Linked DNA regions of Mus musculus: region 1 is linked to region 2. The links are chromatin loops, found by intact Hi-C in ENCODE. Cell type or tissue: heart. All regions are shown on one strand. Each heading gives the region's core, and the rest is flanking DNA. Links, peaks and the distances in the headings are about the cores only.

Region 1 (9,762 bases), core at 1,277-9,276, 120 kb before region 2:
TATTCAGGTACTTCATTCTCACTGAGGAATTGATGACAATGCTTTATTCCACGTGACTGAATGACCTTCCCAGCTCCAACTCCCTCTATGCTACCATGACTCCAATCTACTATGTCCTGAGATGTCTGCTGATGGCTCACAGTCTTGGAGACAAAGTGAGGCTTTTAAAAAAAGTATTTATTTTCATCATCATCATTAGTATTATTATTTAGAAATATTTCCAGTTCTCCTTTACTGACAACACAACTGAGATATTTATGTTGTTTGTTTCAGTTATCTTAGGATTGATGGATAATGGTTAGCAAGAGTGTGGTCCTCATTACTATTTTTTTAATTGTAATATGTGTGTGAGGGGAGGAGGGAGGGAGGAGAGGGAGAGGGAGAAAGAGAGGGAGAGGGGGAGGGGAGGAGAGTGAGAGGAAGAGGGGGAGGGGGGAGGTACATTGTGCATGTGTGTTCAGGTGTGCTTGCCTACAAAAGGATATGTGAAGGCCAGGGGTTGGCATTGGGTATCTTTCTAAATTGCTTTTCACCTTCCTTTTGAGATAGTCTCAAAGAACTTGGAACTCGCCATTTTGGCTGGGCAGGAGCCCTGGGGTCAACCTGTCTCTATGCTCTGTCTACCCTCAGCACTGTAATTCCAAGTATACAACAACAACCTAGATTTTTACATGGATTGTAGGGGATCTGAACTGAGCTACTCATGCTTAGGCAGCAAGCTCTTTACCCTTTGAAGTGTCTCTCCTAACTAGGTCCTTTCTTGTCCACAAATCCACAGTCATCTCTGCATCCTGGAGCTTTTGTGTCTGAGGTCTGGACTATGCAAGTAAGTAGCTTTCTCTATATTGCATTCTCTGGGTCATTGCTTAGGCTTAGAGATGATAATTGGGCCAAAGTGGAACCTCTGTTAGATCTCCACCCCAAGATTATCTTTTCTTCTTTCCCTGTACCAGGAGTCCAGACAGAGATGGCAAGTAGCCAGGTTGCAATCACAGAATCTGCTTGCTATACCTTGAGGATAAGAAGACACAACACTGAGATGCCAAGGTTTCTACTCGCAAATGTTCACAATGTGTGGGAAGACACCTGTCTTCATTACTTTGCTGTCTTTTTTTTGTTGTTGTTGCTGTGACCAAATACCCTGACAAAAGTCACCCCAGGGCTCAAAGGTTGTACTCCTTCATGCTAGTGAAGTCAAGAAGCAGGAGCTTGAGACAGATGCTTGCATTTTATCCAGGATCAGGCAGAGTGCACTGAAAACACTTTTTGAGTTGGTCAAGATTCTAACCTAGGGAATGGTGCCGCTCATAGTGGGCAGGTCTTCTCACCTCAGTTAACTCAATCAAGATATCTCCACACAGGCCCACAAGCAAGCCCAGAGACCCAGCTCCTAGGTGATTATAGACATCACCTAGTGGCTATACAACTCAAGAAATGATAACTCCTTCCACAGCAGTCATGAGCAGGCACTAGAGGCTCAGGCAGAGGTGGGGTCTCATGGGTACCCAGGACTGTTATTTTTATATTCATCACTTCTCAGGGAAAATGGTGGCCTAGAGAGGTTAACTCACCCAAAGGTATAAACCTAGGAAAAAGTTGGGGTGTTATCTCACTCAGGTCATCTGACACCAGGGTCCAGGAACTTACATACCTCTTAGTCATTCAGGATAATCTCTCCAACATCAAGAACTAAATAAGAAGTAAAGGATACCACATTGTGTTTGATGATGTACTAGGTATACGACACTAGTTACAGCATTTGTAATTATGATGTCTTCTCCCATTTTCTCATTCTAACTGGGTGGGGATAAGTGAGTTTGGATTTATACCCTGCTTTGAAAGTCTGGATGCAAGATGATGATCGTTAAAAATTGTGACAGTGTGCTTCCTAAAAACTTGACAGTTTTTTGCCCTTATATAAATGGGATGAACCTCAGGTTGGATTTGATGAAACTATCACTTGTGGGAAGCAACGGTCACTTGAGATCTGGCAATTTAAAAAAAAAAAAAAAATTCTCCAAAGTGACTGAGAAGATGCTTAAGATGATGAGCTATCCGAGAGGGAATTATGAGGGCTTTCACAGCAACACTTCAGAGAGCCCAGAGCCCCTTTGTTCTGTATTCATCTCAGCAGCTGATGGGAGAAAGGCTGCATTTCCTAAATTAGAGAAAACCTGTTACCTGCAGATTGCAAATCTTGTCCAAAGAAAATAGGACTGTGAAGGTGATTCTACTGGTAACAATTTTCCAGCAGTCATTTAGATCTCGTATAAGTTTTTCCTCCTGCAGCTGGTTTTCCTTTCTCCCCCACCCCCATCTCTCTGTCTCTTTCATTTTGACAAGGTCTTGCTATCTAGCCCGGGGCCAGTGTCTAACTCAAAATCCCCCTGCCTCAGATAGGAAGTCTGGAAACTTCTGATTTCTTGCTCCAATGGTTCTGATAAAGAAGGCTGTGCTTGGTGGTGCTGGGGCCTTCCTGGGTGGAATATTTGGATGCAGCTGTTGACTGGAAAACCTAAGTATCAACTATAGGATCAAGATTGAGAGATAACATATACAGCTTTCTGTGGTGCTCTGCTCATTTATGAACGTACTCATTCCTGATTCTCTTATTAAACCTAAATGTATAAGTTTGTGTCTTGAGATCGTATATGCCAAACACCGCTCTAGTGTATGAAGTTGCAACCAGAACAAAATATACCGTGATTACTTTCTCGGTTGTAGTTTTCAACAGGAAATTATACCCTGAGTGGGGGGCTTCAGCATGGGTTCTCTAGGGAAGCCTCACAAAGAGACCGTTTAAGAGAACCACAGGCTCACAGGCTCATGGCTCACAGGTGAGAAAGCAATTGTCCTCTCCTAGACTTGAAGGTTCAGTTCTACAGCTACAGTGACATTTAGCATGACAAGTCTGTCTTCAAGGTCCCTCAACCTTCTCTTCTCTTAAGACCAAGACCGCTGGGCAACGCTGTCTAGGATGTCTGAGACACAGGAAGGACTGGCCTTGTGATCCTATTTCATAGTAACAACAGTGCCTAAGGTGTGCTCTTGTTTACAGGTATAGAAGTGTACTGGACTGACACTGGGTTGCTTTAGCGACTGGGGGGCTGGCTCCATTAGTCTTCTCCGTACCGGATGCTGTGCTAATCCCAGAAGCCTCTGAGAACCCCAACTGCAAATGATGAGTTGGAACACCAGCATTGTTAGTGGGGATGTCTCTTCGGGGCCACAACCATACCGTGGCCAACTGGGCTGGATGGCAATGCATACTAACCAGGTATGCCACTCTGCAGTGTCCTATGTGACAGACAAGCCTCTATTTCCTGTTATTTCTTGTTGTTGCTCTATGTCAGAAGATGGCTTCTGTTAACACATTTCACAGTAGGAATAGTTAGCCTCTGGAGGACACTAAAAACCCCTTACTGTTGGACTCATGGTATTTGGGGCTTGTTAAATTCCCCCTGGAATCTTTCTTGGGTATTTCTAACAAAATCACAGTTACAAGAATAACTTCTTAGATGTATAACTATAGTGAAAATGGAAGTGTTTGTTGAACCTTATATATAATGTATGAGAAGAATCCTATTGTTCTTTGTTACAGATAAAAGAGACAGCATCACAAAGTCTCTGGTAAAGAAGTGGTGCTCTCTCCTTTGTCTGTCCTCATCCAAGCCTTCATTCCCTCCACCACACGGCCTTAAACATCCCTTGGAGAAACATGCTTTCAAATTACACTTTCAATTCTCCAGGACCAAGAGACTCCATTCCTGTCATGGAAATATTACTGAATGGTGTCCTCTGTACCGTGCTTGAGGTCTGAGTTCGATGATATAGATTGGAACCCTCCTTTTCTTATTTTAAAACTCCAGGATCGCTTGATTTACAAACACTGTCAGGAATATAGCACTCTTACTATTCTTCAGGGCTCCATTCAGACAAAACTTGAAAGTGGACCTGGCTCTCTTTTCTCCGAGCAGGACTTTCTACAGCACAGCTCTCTTCCCAGACCTCGACACCATCACCCACGTGAAAGGGCCTCTTTGCCAGTGGTGCCAGGCTGATCCTCACTGCCTGAGGTGTCACCAAATCCTGTTCCAGTAAACACCAGATCGGTGGCATCTAGATCGGTGGTATGTGGGAGCACCAGATGTCCTCTGTCATCTGTGTGATCTTGGGTAGTACCTTACTTGGACAGTAAGCAGCTGGTCTGTTAGGACCGAGTGTCTCCACACTCAGCAACTGCCAAGTGGAGGATAAGTTTGTGGCCCAAGCACAGTGTTTATATGATGCAAGGTTCTTAGTCCCTGTATCCTGAGAAGAAGGCAGGGAAATTTAGAATCCATGGATTTTGTAAGAAACAGCCAGCATGACTGTCTTCTGGCATTGCTTTCTTCTTCTTCTTCTTCTTCTTCTTCTTCTTCTTCTTCTTCTTCTTCTTCTTCTTCTTCTTCTTCTTCTTCTTTTTTTTTTTTTCCAGCTGCGACCTTCAAATCTCTGCTATCCCCTGGGTATTTCTGAAACATTCTTTCCTGTCTTAATTAGCCAGGTTTCTGTGGCTGCAACCCAGGAACTCTCATAATGAGCCTTGGCTTTCTGTTGGCCAAAGTGCATGCTGCATCTATCCTGAAGCCACTCCCATACCAGCTCCTACATCCATATCACATTTCGTTCTAGGTCAGGATATCTATCACACTCAGGGTTGCTGCTAAGCAGTCGGGCAACAGACCTCTTACAATGAGCTAGCAACAGAGAGAGGGACTGCCTAAATCCATTTCCCAGCTCTAACTCCAGACATCTGTGTGAATCCTTATTCACACAGCTATGGAAGCTATTGTCAACAGCTGCTGAATCTCATCATGGTCTTTCTCTCAGCTTCTGGATGCTGGCAGTAGTCTTTATTCTTTCCCTGCATTCACTCTGCTCTGAAGGAGAGTGGTGTCTTAGGGTTTTACTGCTGTGAACAGACACCATGACCAAGGCAACTCTTATAAGGACAACATTTAATTGGGGCTGGCTTACAGTTTCATAGGTTCCGTTCATTATCATCAAGGTGGGAACATGGCAGCATCCAGGCGGGCATGGTGCAGAAGGAGCTGAGAGCTCTCCATCTTCATCTGAAGGCTGCTAGCAGAATACTGGCCCCTAGACAGCTAGCATGAGGCTCTGAAAGCCCACACCCACAGTGCCACGCCTACTCCAAAAAGACCACGCCTACTCAACCACTCCCTGGGCGGAGCATATACAAACCATCACAGGTGGGGAGCATCGGAGCTGTGGGTCAGAGGAGTAAGGATTATTAAATGCAAACTCCAGGGGTCAGACCGGCTATCAAAAGTCAAGTAGATTCTAATTTGCCCAGCCTGGGACCCTGGCAGATTTCCTGTCAGGAACTCAGGATAAAGTTTAAAGCTCTTCCAAGGCTCAGATTCACCCAGGGTCAGAAAAATGCCTGTTTTCTTAACTTTAATACTCTTTGCTCTCCACTTTGAATTATCCAGCAAAGCGGCCTTCTTAGATCTTTTCTGGGACCTTTTCCCAGTCTACACTATAGTGCCTTTATTCTAATGTCTCCAACTGCCGACGTCTAATTAACAATTTTAAAAAACCTGTCATTCATCTTTTAGAATGACTTCTTTTCTCACCCTCTTTTTGTTTTTTTAAATTATTTATTAAATGTATGAGTGAGTGTTCTGCTGCACGTACACCTGCAGGTCAGAAGAGGGCGCCAGATCCTATTTCGGATGGTTGTGAGCCACCATGTGGTTGCTGGGAATTGAACTCAGGACCTCTGAAAGAGCAGCCAGTGCTCTTAACTGCTGAGCCATCTCTCTAGCCCTTTGGATGATTTCTTAAAGGTTTAATTTTATTTTTAATTTTGCCTCTATGTAGGTCTGTGTACCACCTGCATGCAGTTTCTGAAGAGGCCAGAAGATGGGGTCAGATCCCTGGAACTGAAGTTACAGATGGTTGTGAGCTACCCTGTGGGTGCTAGGGATCTAACTGGGGTCCTATTGAACGACGTATAGCATGACAAATATAGAACTGACAAACGATTTCTCTAGATGAAATGCTAAAATTCCTCCCATGAGTGGTGGTGGTGATAGTAGTGTGTGTGTGTGTGTGTGTGTGCATGTATACCAGTATGAGTGCATGTGGGTGAATATACATGTGTGTGTACAGGTGTGCAGAGATCAGAGTATCTTCCATCACTACATACTTTATGGTTTGAGACAGGGTCTCTCACTGAATGTGGAGCTCATCAATTCAGCTAAGGTAACTGGCTCCTGAGCCCCAGGGATCTTCCTGACTTTGTCTCCACAGGATTTGGATTGAGGAGGTGTTCCACCACACCAGCTTTTTACATGGACACTGGGAATGCAATAGCAGGTCTGTCTGCTACTGTGGCACACTCTCTGTGGCACCATTCCCCCAGCCCCGGGAAATGCATTCTTTGATGAGTTATTTCTTTAGCCATGTCTATGGCCGATATTTCCTCCCCCACCAGCCTGGGTCTATTAGGAGTGATTTATTTCCAATCAATAATGATTCAATTTATTTGCAGAAGTCCCTTATGTGACTCAGTTATGTCCGTCACATAAATAACTCATTGTGACTTGGCTGACTGGCTCTCATGGTGATATAATCTGCTTAACCCAATTACCAGATTGATCATAGAGCCCAGAATGGTTAATGAAGAAAAATAGCTCCAATCTCTCTTTAGAAACAGATGCCAAGGAAGTAATAGAGAAAGTCAGAGTGCTCGTAAAATTATGTCATTGTGAGAATATTCAGAAAAAGAAAGTTGTATGATTTGAGTAGTGACAATCAATGTTTAGAAATAATTAAGAGGAACCGTTTAGGATTCATTATCTTAACAGAGGATGTAGAATTTACACACCTTTTAGATACTTTAAAAAATACTTGTCTTGGGCTGGAGGGGCATATATTAAATGGTAGAGTGTTTGATGAAACACTGGATTCGACCCCAGCAGCACATGCCTGAGCATGCTGGTACATGCCTATAATCCTGGCGGCACTGGAGGGTCACAAGTTCAGGGTGTACGTTGAAAGTTTAACAAAGCCAGCCTAGGATACCAGGTAGTGTCTTAGGAACAAAAATAAGCAACAACAACAAAAACAAACTTGTTTTATTAAAGTGTTTCTTCTCCATCTAAACATGTTTGCGAACTCATCTGTTTCAGTCTTTCCAGAGGATTTGGGGTCCCAGTGAGGTGAAGTGAGCATGGCCAGGACCCTCTCTCTGCATTACAACTGGGTCTTCATTTCCTGAAGATCAGGGCACTAGATGACTATCCAAGCAGCACTTCTGTCAGATAGGCAGTAAGGCCAAGAGGGGCACGTCCCTTTTGTCCATGTGAAGGTTTTCATTAAATGTCCTGTTTTCCTCCATTTCCTTATAGAACTGGACATGCTGGGTTGTCTCTATACCTTGGAATCGTCAAAGCTGGGGCACCCTGCTATTCACTGATGTTTGGACTCCAAGGATACTTCTGGAAGGCTTGAAAGGGAGACCCCAGTGACTGGAATAATAAGAGAGAAGGAAGTGAATGCGCATTTATCAAGTGTGTATGATACTGTCTTAGTTAGGGTTTGTATTGCTGTGAGGAAACACCGTGGCAGAAAAGGAAGTTGGGGAGGAAAGGGTTTATTTGGCTTACACTTCCACAGCACTGTTCATCATAAAAGAAAGTCAGGACAGGAACTCAAACAGGGCAGAATCCTGGAGGCAGGAGCTGATGCAGAGGCCATGGAGAAGTGGAACTTACTGGTTTGTTCTCATGCATTGCTCAGCCTTCTTTCTTATAGGTCCCAGGACCATCAGCATACGGATGGTGCCACCTACTGTGGGCTGAGCCCTTCGCCATCAATCATTAATTAAGAAAATGCTCTATAGCTGGATCTCATGGAGGCATTTTCTCTATTTAGGTTCCCTCCTTTCAGATAACTCTAGGTTGTGTCAAGCTGACATCCGACTGGCCAGCACAGTTACGTTTACTAGTGTAACAGAAGTTTTAAAAGATAAGCTCTTTGCTTTTCTACCAATTTTGGTCAGTTCTCACATTTCAAATGAGGAATGAGAACAGTCTCATCAGTAAGTGGCAATCCTATTATCCAGACCCAGACTTGAATCTCTGGCCTTTTTGACTGTTCTCTTCTGTTCATTGAATAAGTGGAGTCTTGTTGCACCCAGGGTCCCCATATTCTGCAGATCTCTGATGGCTCTTCATGTCCACCTATTGACAGAGCTACAATAAATACAAAAAAAAAAAAAAAAAAAAAAAAACCCTGTTAATCCTCAATGCATTCTAAGAGCAGATAATGAGAATAAATTATACATACCCCTATACAGAAATAACTATGTGTCCAAAAAAATAAATGTAATTACCACTTAATTATTTTTATGTTAGTGGTATATAACCTTTAGCATACTAAGTAGGTTTATGAGAAGTTACACAAGGAAACATAAATTAAGCCCTACTTATTTACATCAAGTAAGGAAGTGTGCATTTTACATCTCAGGAAACCTTTTCTGTTAACACTTAAGAGCCTGGATTCAGACCTCAGAAATCCCGGAATAAGGTTGAGCGATGCTTTATCCTGGCCTGGGGTCCACAGTCCGGATGTAACTTGGTGCTGAGAACACTCGCTGAAGCATCTGTGGGCTGATGTTTTGACATCTACAGCAGAATAGAACCCTGATGCAAGGTAAGTTCCTTTCTTTCAAATGTGCAGAAACAGGTCTACAAACTAGCATGTTGCTCGGAGCCCCATGTTTTGCCGGTGTTGGGCTGGTGTGGACACCCATGTTTCCTGATTCTAAGCCCAGTACTTGGCACAGGAAACTCAAACTTGCTTCCATTTACCCTGTCTCCAACAAACAGGAAGTCCTATTTCAGAACGAATGCCCATGGTCCACTGTCCAGATAACTTTATCTTCCCGAAGGTCCTCGTGTGGACTCACTCCACAACCCGGCGAGTTGTCACTGCCCTAAGCTGTCATCCCTAGCCTGAAGGTCTTTTTGTTTTCAACCCTTGTCCCCACCTCTTCTCTTTCAATCCTGAGGATCAATTAGAATCAAACTCAGGGTCATGAGCCACATGCCAGACAGGTGTCCCACCTCAGAGCTCAGGCCCCCAAATGGATTTCATGGTGTCTATATTACTAAACTTGTTTAGGCTGAAAATTATTCACTGAGAAAACACTTGTACAGACCAATTTTTGTCTTTAGTGGAAAGCAGGACTATTCCAGTGCGGCCACATCAGCAGTTTCACTTAAGGGATTCTGCCCCACAAAGATTCTCCGGCAGGCCGATGTCTTGATGGAAGGATCATGCAGCACAGGTGATAAGGACAGCTTAGCAAGAGAGGGACTGTCTCTAAAGTTGTACCCATAGTAAAGGAAGAAGTATGTCGTGATTCAGGAACACTTAGCCATCACCACCCCTAGGTCTGTCTACCAAGTAGTGGTTACTAGACTCCAGAGAGCAGCATACAGCTACCATCAAGGTCACAGCTTCAGAGAGAAGAAACACCCCCTCCCTGTAGCAAATCAGACCGAGGATTGGTGCACACAACCTTTCTCCCCATCTCTCTAGATTTCCTGCTGGTTTCTCTCTTGTGTTACAGATGACCCGATCCAGCCCTTAGAGACTATAAGTCACATCAGGTCGGACAATCTGAAGGGTTAATGGAAGGAGCTTGAGTAACACATTGTGCCACACAACATGTGCAGTCTGGCA
Region 2 (9,762 bases), core at 1,029-9,028:
CTATTCTGTCTAATGTGACAGCCTCCAACACATTTGCAAAAGGCAGTTTAACTGAATTTGAATTTTATTAACTTCAATTGATATAAATCAAAACAGTCACATATGACTTGTAGCTTATGTTTTGAACAGCAGAGTTCTAGAATCTTCTGTCATCTATTATGGTGATATACCTTGCTGTGCACTGTGAGTTCGATGACATGTGAACTTTCAACTTCGTTGAAGTCTGTGTCTTTCAGGATGGAAGGATTGTTTTCTTCTCCAGCAGTAGAGTAAAGATGGCTTCTGTCCCCTGAAGGACTTTAGCTGTAGACTTCCTGGCAAGGATGTCTGCCAATGAAAAATTTGCCCTGATAGGTTCAATTCCCTGGGTTGCTTTTCGGTTGTTTCTGGGATCATATTGCAGTAGTCTTTACATTTCTGCCTACCTGCGTTCTTTACCAAATCTACTTCCAGCTACTTCAGACAGAGGTTTGGCTCTACTCGAGCAAACTGTGACGTAGAATGGATCTATGGGCACATCCTGAATCCTGTATGGAAAATGCCACCCATGGGCTCCTGTCTGGCTGCTTGTTCTCCACCTGGCAGTATTCGTTGGGAGTCTTGGGGACCTTTAGGAGGCAGGGGGCTGGTTGGTGGAAGTAGGTCACAGGGCCAGACCTTTGAAGATTATTCCTACCCCTTCCTGGTTCACCAAGAGACAGACAGGCTCTCTGTGTGTTTCTACCACCCAAAGCTGAACTATTCCACAGTGCCTTGCCTTCCATGATGGGCTGAAACCATCGGGCCAAATCACTGTTTCTTCTTTGAATTGTTACAGTTAGAATGTGCTCACAGACATGGAAGTAATTACTACCTTACTACTGAGCTAACACCAATACAAAATAGATCTAGAGCTCTTTGTGGCCATCGCCTTCTTTGATTCTGACCCTCTCTGAAGGGACATCTCTCTTTCAGTGCGGAAAGTTTACTTTCTCTCAGGTGCAGCCTGCTATTGACTGTTTCTTCCAGGCAGGTCAGTGTGCCTAGTTCACCACACACAAGAGACCTCAGAACCCTTTCTTCTCTCTGCCTTATGTCTTCAGGTATATCCCAGTTTCCGAGAGAAAGGGGAATGAGGGATGAGGTAAGGGGTAAGGGGCTGCAGACAAAAGAGGAGCCAAGAAGCCCACCCAGCATTGAATATGCTGCTTTAAAACTCCAGGCTGTTCCTTATCAGACAGGTGAAGGTCACACAAACCTGGTCTTTGAAAGACCACCTTTCGGGTATATATGGTCTGATGCTTTCCCTAAAAGATTTAAGCATCTTCTGTGAATAAAGAAACTTGGAACCTTGTAAGGAATGCACTGGGACTCTTTCAACTTCCTGTTTTAATTGAATGACATCAATACCAGTTTCCCCCCATCCCCTTGCTCAGCATCTGTCCAGGTTTGATTGGCCTCTCTTTCCTCCTCCTCCTTTCATTCTCCCTCCTCCCTCCTTCGTCCTCCCTCCCTCTGCGTTTTTTGACTCTGTGTCCCCTCTTTCCATTCATTCTTTTTTCTTTCTCACTTTGGTCTTTTCTCCCTCTTTTCTTTTCTCTTTTTCTTTGGAGTCATTTGCCAACATCGATTGAATATTCACCTATTATTTCCATTTCACTTCTCTAGTACACTTCTTTTTAATTATATATCCCTCCCATCTGAGTGCATGCACGTGTGCATACATGTATGTCTGCTGTCTGTGTGCCCGAATGCATGCATATGTGTTTTTGCACACACATGTGTGTTTCCTTGAGTGTGTGTTTCTATGTGTGTGTGTGTGCATGCGTGTGCATGTGTCTATATGTCTGTGTGCCCAAGTGCACATATGTGTTTGTATGTGTATTTGAGTGTACTTGTATGCATGTGGGTACTAAGGTGTGCTGTACTTGTAGAGGTCAGAGGGCAACATCCATGATTTTCTCCTAGCATGTGGATCCTGGGGAGTGAACTCAAGTTGTCAGCCTTGGCCACAGCCGCCTTTACATCTGAGCCAGCTCACTGTTCCAGAACCTCTCAGTTCCATAAGAAGGTTCTGCACTGATTTTTTTTTTCCATTTTTTATTAGGTATTTAACTCATTTACATTTCCAATGCTATACCAAAAGTCCCCCATATCCACCCACCCCCACTCCCCTGCCCACCCACTCCCCCTTTTTGGCCCTGGTATTCCCCTGTACTGGGGCATATAAAGTTTGCAAGTCCAATGGGCCTCTCTTTCCAGTGATGGCCGACTAGGCCATCTTTTGATATATATGCAGCTAGAGTCAAGAGCTCCGGGGTACTGGTTAGCTCATAATGTTGTTCCACCTATAGGGTTGCAGATCCCTTTAGCTCCTTGGCTACTTTCTCTAGCTCCTCCATTGGGAGCCCTATGATCCATCCATTAGCTGACTGTGAGCATCCACTTCTGTGTTTGCTGGGCCCCGGCATAGTCTCACAAGAGACAGCTACATCTGCGTCCTTTCAATAAAATCTTGCTAGTGTATGCAATGGTGTCAGCGTTTGGATGCTGATTATGGGGTGGATCCCTGGCTATGGCAGTCTCTACATGGTCCATCCTTTCATCTCAGCTCCAAACTCCGTCTCTGTAACTCCTTCCATGGGTGTTTTGTTCCCAAATCTAAGGAGGGGCATAGTGTCCACACTTCAGTCTTCATTCTCCTTGAGTTTCATGTGTTTAGCAAATTATATCTTATATCTTGGGTATCCTAGGTTTGGGGCTAATATCCACTTATCAGTGAATACATATTGTGTGAGTTTCTTTGTGAATGTGTTACCTCACTCAGGATGATGCCCTCCAGGTCCATCCATTTGGCTAGGAATTTCATAAATTCATTCTTTTTAATAGCTGAGTAGTACTCCATTGTGTAGATGTACCACATTTTCTGTATCCATTCCTCTGTTGAGGGGCATCTAGGTTCTTTCCAGCTTCTGGCTATTATAAATAAGGCTGCTATGAACATAGTGGAGCATGTGTCCTTCTTACCTGTTGGGGCATCTTCTGGATATATGCCCAGGAGAGGTATTGCTGGATCCTCCGGTAGTACTATGTCCAGTTTTCTGAGGAACCGCCAGACTGATTTCCAGAGTGGTTGTACAAGCCTGCACTCCCACCAACAATGGAGGAGTGTTCCTCTTTCTCCACATCCTCGCCAGCATCTGCTGTCACCTGAATTTTTGATCTTAGCCATTCTGACTGGTGTGAGGTGGAATCTCAGGGTTGTTTTGATTTGCATTTCCCTGATGATTAAGGATGTTGAACATTTTTTCAAGTGCTTCTCTGCCATTCGGTATTCCTCAGGTGAGAATTCTTTGTTCAGTTCTGAGCCCCATTTTTTAATGGGGTTATTTGATTTTCTGAAGTCCACCTTCTTGAGTTCTTTATATATGTTGGATATTAGTCCCCTATCTGATTTAGGATAGGTAAAGATCCTTTCCCAATCTGTTGGTGGTCTTTTTGTCTTATTGACGGTGTCTTTTGCCTTGCAGAAACTTTGGAGTTTCATTAGGTCCCATTTGTCGATTCTCGATCTTACAGCACAAGCCATTGCTGTTCTGTTCAGGAATTTTTCCCCTGGGTTCTGCACTGATCTTAAACATGGCTTTTGTCAGTGTACTTAACTAGTGAAGATATGCATTGAATAATTTGAAATTACATACTCAAACCCTATTAAATTTCTTAAAGTTTTCCACATCATATTCCAAGCTTAAATTCACCTTCTTTCAGAATTGCAATCTTCAGCCATCTGTCACGAGCCGTCCCTGGGAAGGCGCCACAGCTACGTCAGTGAGCTCTGCTCCTTCATTGAATAGGAGTCGAAGCATTTTTATTTTTATTCTTGGGATCTGAAATTGTACCAGCTCCACATTTTTTGCAATATCTATCATGTCTGCATTAAATGAAAACTTTGAGCACTAACAAATAGTTAAACAAATATAAACCTTTTCGCTGGCGCATGGCCTCCTGAGCACCTGTTGGAAGGTCTTTGGGGTTGGACTGATCTCTGTGTCTCTTGACTCTTTTCTTTTAATTTCCAGGGATTTGTTTGCTTGTTTGTTTGTTTATTGTTTATTGTTTGTTTTGCATTCTTGAAAATCCCATGAACCTCATTAGTGAAAGTCAGTCATTTGGCCGTGGTTGAATTTGTGCTTTGAAATTCCATGAATTTTCAGAGTTTAATACTCATTTATCTGTGGACAGTCTCCCTTCCTTTGATTTCTCTTTCATGAGAGTAATCTGTCCTTTGGTGACCTTGGTTTTGTGCACAGGGATTACGTCTCAGGGCTCACACAGGCCAGGGAAGCACTCCTCTGTGCTCCTTCCCCCACGACAATGACCAATTAGCTGTGTGAGGACAGCCGCTCAGAGCTTAAACTCCAAAGGCCTGCGCTTTTCTGTGAGCTGTTTCCTTCCAGGTCCTGTGCTTATTTTTAGAGTCATTGTTTTTCATTTCCATTGTTACTGTTAAATCGATTTTCATCCCTGGCTGTGGATGTGCGCTTCTCGATGGAAGACGACATTGATTGCTTGTGCTTACTTTGGGTAGTGCTTGCTCCTTGCATACTTGGATGGATCTGCTCTCTCACCGAAACGCTGAAATGTAAAGGACCTGTGACTGTCGGTGGACAAGTGTGTCACCTGTTACATTTCTCTTACAGTCATGTGACATCGACGCCTAAGTGACAAGATGCCTGAAGAACATTGTTTCCTTCACAGGCAAAGCAAACTTCCTCTTTTGTACTGTTGTCCTTATTTGCCAAAAAGCCCCAGCCGAGGTATAGTTCAGCTGTCCTGCCGTCCGTCCATGGGCACAACTTCCTTATCTGAGCAGCCACGGCACCGCCATTGAAGGGCACAGTCACCTGGGTTTGCTGTTCAGCATTCCAGCAGGGAAAGGCATTGTGTCACCCTTTACCAAGAAAAATGAGTTTCTGTTTTCACCACCGTTTTGAATTGGGTTGTGTTCCGAACTTTGTAAAATTTCTTTCTGAATGTGAGGGTTTGGGGCTAAGCGTTTAACTTCTGTTCTTTTGGCTCTTGTGTCATCTTCCAGGTTGAGGATTTTCCAACATTATTAAGCTATTTTGGAGGTTTGGGGGCTCAGTATTGCTCTCCTCAGTCTTCTGTGGTGCCTTTTTCCAGGCTGGGAATTTCCCTACGTTAGGAATTTTTTTTTTTTCTTTTTAATCTTCCAGGAACTTCCTATGAGTTTTTTTCTGCTGATGAAATGTGGAGTGCTTTCCAGATCTAAGCTTTCAAGAGCTACTGTATCTCCTGGTGCTGGGTTTGATTGGCAGGGGAGGGAGACAATAGTGTGTGTGTGTGTGTGTGTGTGTGTGTGTGTGTGTGTGTGTGTATGTGTGTGTGTGTGTGTGTGTGTGTGTGTGTGTATGTGTGTGTGTGTGTGTGTGTGTGTGTGTGTGTGTGTGTGTGTGTGTATGTGTGTGTATATATGTATGTGTTGTTCACTTGATCCAATTCTCTTGTACTGATTCACTAGTTACTTTAAAACCTAATTTGTTTTTCTACCCCTTTCCAAAGGAATCTCTAATCTTTGCTGGAAACAGAAAACATGGTCAGGCCGGCTGAGGAAGAACGATTTTTATGGGCCCTAATACATTTTATGATTTCACTAAATAGGGAGTAAATTAGTTTTCCAGCACTGTCCTGTAATAAAGGAATAAGGGTTTGGCTCTTGTTTTAGTACAGCCATGATATTCTAAGTCAAAAACTGCCAAGCCCACTCTGGATGATTAGCACATGGTCTGTACACAAAGGTGTCCGTTGCTCTAGGGTTTGGAAAACATGAATAAATATTCTTTTTCAAGAACATTTAAACGAGGAAGCCATTGATCTAATTTATCCCCAATTTCATAATTGATAAACATTTAGGTAAAAGGCAGAGCTAACTGGTAATCAGCTCTACAGATACAGTCATGCAGTATGCCTTTGTGTACTGTATTATATATAGTTTGTGTGTACATGGGACTGCATATATGGCACTGCATGTAATGGCACTGGAAATGCTGAGCTGAAGTACTAGATAGGACTTTTTCTCTTTTTAAGTGGAGCTGGAGGTAGGTAGTCCCTCTCCTTGCCAGGAACTTGGCTTCCCTGTGTGCTTCTATGCTGCCACCGCTCACAGCCCTCGCCAACGTGCCGACACGTCAGATGGGCTACCGCAGGCACCGTATCCACGTTCCTGGCAGTTCCTGGAATTTCATCGATGGCTCTGTCCTTCCAATCTCAGCTTCCCTGGAAATCCTTCTTGGGAGAATTCCAGATACCTCCTGGCTCAGAGCTACACCATCCTTAGCTTCAAAGGAACCTGAGATGCTGGGCTTTTGTTTTTTGTTTTAACTAGACATAGAACTTCTGGGGAGAAAAATCAAGATACCGTTTATGAACACAGAAGACTGGAGACTAGGAAGACAGCTGACAGTGCCTTCTACAAAGAAAAATGCACATTTTCCAACGTCTGTAGAATTTAATCTGATCTCAATATTGATAGGCAAATGGCTAACTGCAGGTATGACTGGGTATACAGCCATATTTATGGATGTCTCTCTCAGACTTCATGACTGTGAAGCTATGTCTCATAACCCATGATTGCCTGCACAGGTCAATTCTGTGAGTCTGACTAGAATCAGAGAGGTCATTTCTGTGCGAAAATGCACTTTAACTTTTTCCTCAGGATTCAAATGATTTTTGTTATATACCAGGTCATTTTCATAAAAAGTTTGGGATGCAGGTCTGAATGAAGAAACAATGTCAGTTATCCCTAGGGATAAAAAAATGGTCTTTGGTAAGGTAAAGGAAGTTGGGCATCAGGAAGTTTGCAGGATTTTTTTTCCTAATCAGGTAACCTTGGGGGAGAATGTTTATTTACTTTGAAACAACGAAGAAGAAGAGACTCAAACTAAGGCATAAGTAATCTGATAGTGTATGTATACGTGTGATGTTCCCACACACCACTTGAGGGCAAGTCTTTTGTTGACTTCCTCCTATCACCCAATAGTACTTTAGTTCTCCTCAATAGACCTATAGCATTTCTCTTGTTTTCTAAGGGTAAATACCATGTGGGAGGCACACTTGAGTGTGTATGCATGTGCTGGAGGCAGCCTTGAGTGTGTATGCATGTGCTGGAGGCACATGGAAGTGGATATGTATGATGTAGGGGGCACTCCTGTTTCGGTGTACATGTAAGTTGACCATGGGACTTCTGTGCTGTAAAGGAGAAGAGAATGACTTGATGTCTGCTCTGTGTAGAACTGGTGTTTTGCTTGCATTCTGCCATTCTCTTTCACGGAATCCAGAATAACATGGCAGTGGTGTTTGCTTTGACCCTTGTGTTGGAAAGCTGCCCCAGCTCAGAACCTGCCCCCAAAAGGTAGCCCACTTCACTTGGGTGCCTCTCAGACTAAACATAGCTGCAGACGGCTGTCAGTACTCAGGCAGGGAATGGCTCTGGGTGGCCTCTCCGCTGAGAAGCACTTTGCCGTCCACTGTCCTGTGAATCGCTCGCTTGCCCCTTCTGTTCTTCTCTCTGGACTCGTTTGCTTGTTTGATTATTTACGGATTTCTTTTTATGGTTGAAAGCAGTGTGATGCGATTCTTTGGCTCAGAATGCCTGTAACACCACCAGCTAGTTTTCCAGGAATTTCTATCCACTTCTGAAGGTTGGTGGACCACTGTGTGGGATCCAGTGCCATCTGGGATCTGTTTGGTTGCTTTAGAGACCTAATTTTCTAAAGCTCAGGCTGGCCTCAAATGTGCTATGTCACTAAGGATGGCTTTGAGATCCTGATCCCCTGCCTCTGCAGACCATGGTGCCCCGCTTAGATCTGTCCTTATAAAGATATATTCTATCTGAGAGTGACAAGACTTGGGGGGGCGGTGCTCATTCTTCATCCCGAACCACTTCCTGCATTGCCTCATGAGCAGCGTCTCCACTTGCAAACTGGTGTTTTGTTTTGTTTTGTTTCCCACTAGGTACATTGTGGGGAGGCTTATGGAAACTGCAGTTTCTAAGATTGGACAGAACAGCTTTTGATTGCTGTGATGTCTAGTATGTTTCGTTTTTCAGAAAGTTGATTCAACCACAGAATATAATATTTATTTCTTACTGGGGTGATGATGGCTTTTTGAGAAAATTTCAAAGTCTTGGAGTGTATTCTTTATGAGCTCCACAAAGCCAGCGTCCTTTGCACATAGAAATCTTAGCTGCCAATACACTTCATACATCACAAAAACTGGTGACTCTGCAGTCTCCCGTAGGTGGAGATGAAATATATGGCTCAGTATTATGAGTTTATGAAGTTCTCAGTCTAGTACTAATTTCTTAATTGGATAAAAAAAAGATTTGCCTCCACTTGATATGAATATACAAACCCTTGTGGGATGCAACCATACATCCAGTTTTGTTTATTTGTTACTTATTCAAATATACATTGTGGCTTTATTCAGCCATAAAAATGTGGAATTGAGTGAGTCCTTTACAGGAAACAGATGGAAGATGAAGATTACAGTGTTATATGAAGTAGGCCAGATTCATAAAGACAAATATCAAGTATTTTCTGTTAAGTTCAGTTTTGAAGCAGCATGCTTTTATTAGTCAGCTGGGTCCTGACAGGGTTAGGTTTTACCTTTGGCTTTAAAGGCTCAAGGTTGGAAGGCCAAGGCCATGGCAGCCAAACATCAATCTGCCAGAATTCATCTTTCAATTCTGTTCCCCTTAGAATTGAGGAGATTGCATAGATTTGTAGGGTATGTGATACCCAGGAAACACATCCGTGTCCCCAGAGTAGCACCAAGGGCAGCTGCCCTTTGCTACTGTGTGGATTCTTCTTTATCGTACCCTTTACCCGCCCTGGGTTCACCCCCTACCATTAGCTAGGAGAGAAACAAGGATAGAGGGGAGAGAGACTTCGGAATCTAATTTCTTTCCAGAAACCACCCACCCTGCCTCTCTGGGCCCTTTATTTATGCACCGCACGAGAAGTTCTCGGAATTTCAAATGTCACACAATTGCAGAAATTATCTGCAGCTGGCAAAACCATGCCTCTGCTAGAGCATGAGGCAAATCATGGTCAGCTGCCGCAGACAGTCTGAAGCAGCCCCACATCCCACACCTGGGGTTAGAATGAAAGCACATTCTTATACTACTTCTGTGGTTTTTAAGGATAGCAAGATTCCAGAGTTCTCAAAAATGTCCCAACAAAGTGCTTGGTTCCCTCTGTTGTAGGAAGATCTATTAAGCTTTCTGAACAATCCTCCAAATAGAATTTTATTTTCTTCCTGCTAGATATAAGCATCACACAGTAACATTGAGTCTTTAGGAGGACAGCATCATAGAATGAAATCATGATATCCAAACACTTAAAGAAGAGAAGAGAACATGGACAGGCAGCTGGCAGTGCCTGGCTTTGGAGTAATTCTGTTGTGGGTTCATAGTATTTGGTAAGATCATTGATGAATTGGTAAGTGCCCTATAAACACAGGTGGCCATGAGCTCTGTGAGTCTTTATGCAGTTATATGAATCACATGTAAGCATGTTTGTATGTATATGAGCTCTAATGTAATGCATGATATAATGCATAGCCATGTTTGCATCATCGATAAGCTGGAGAAAAATGACTTTCACTTCTTTTCCCTAGCCTAGTGATTCTTGTGAGCATGCTACTCAGTTGGACGGTACCAAGGAAGAAAAAGATCTGCCAGGAGTTACCAAGACAAGCAGA

What was found. A loop is a pair of places that touch in the nucleus more often than their neighbours do. Peaks named below come from ENCODE experiments on the same cell type or tissue, not always from the same donor. Only the 100,000 strongest peaks of a DNase experiment are listed, where the experiment ranks them.
Region 1: a loop joins it to region 2, with 2.0 times the contacts of the local background. A loop is called at or near these places in 6 of 42 quality-filtered maps.

Annotation. Positions count from the first base shown.
Region 1 is chr17:68,006,225-68,015,986 of GRCm38, reverse strand. No RefSeq gene overlaps it. Among named protein-coding and RNA genes, the nearest start is that of Arhgap28, 7.0 kb to the right of the region's middle. In heart, for the core only: a CTCF peak has its summit at 5,709 (motif pointing right); no DNase peak of the experiment used is centred there.
Region 2 is chr17:67,884,725-67,894,486 of GRCm38, reverse strand. It overlaps Arhgap28 (Rho GTPase activating protein 28), which reads left to right. Exons shown (of 18, transcript NM_172964.4): 4 at 9,679-9,762. Among named protein-coding and RNA genes, the nearest start is that of Arhgap28, 110 kb to the left of the region's middle. In heart, for the core only: no CTCF peak of the experiment used is centred there; DNase peaks (open chromatin) are centred at 4,426 and 4,746.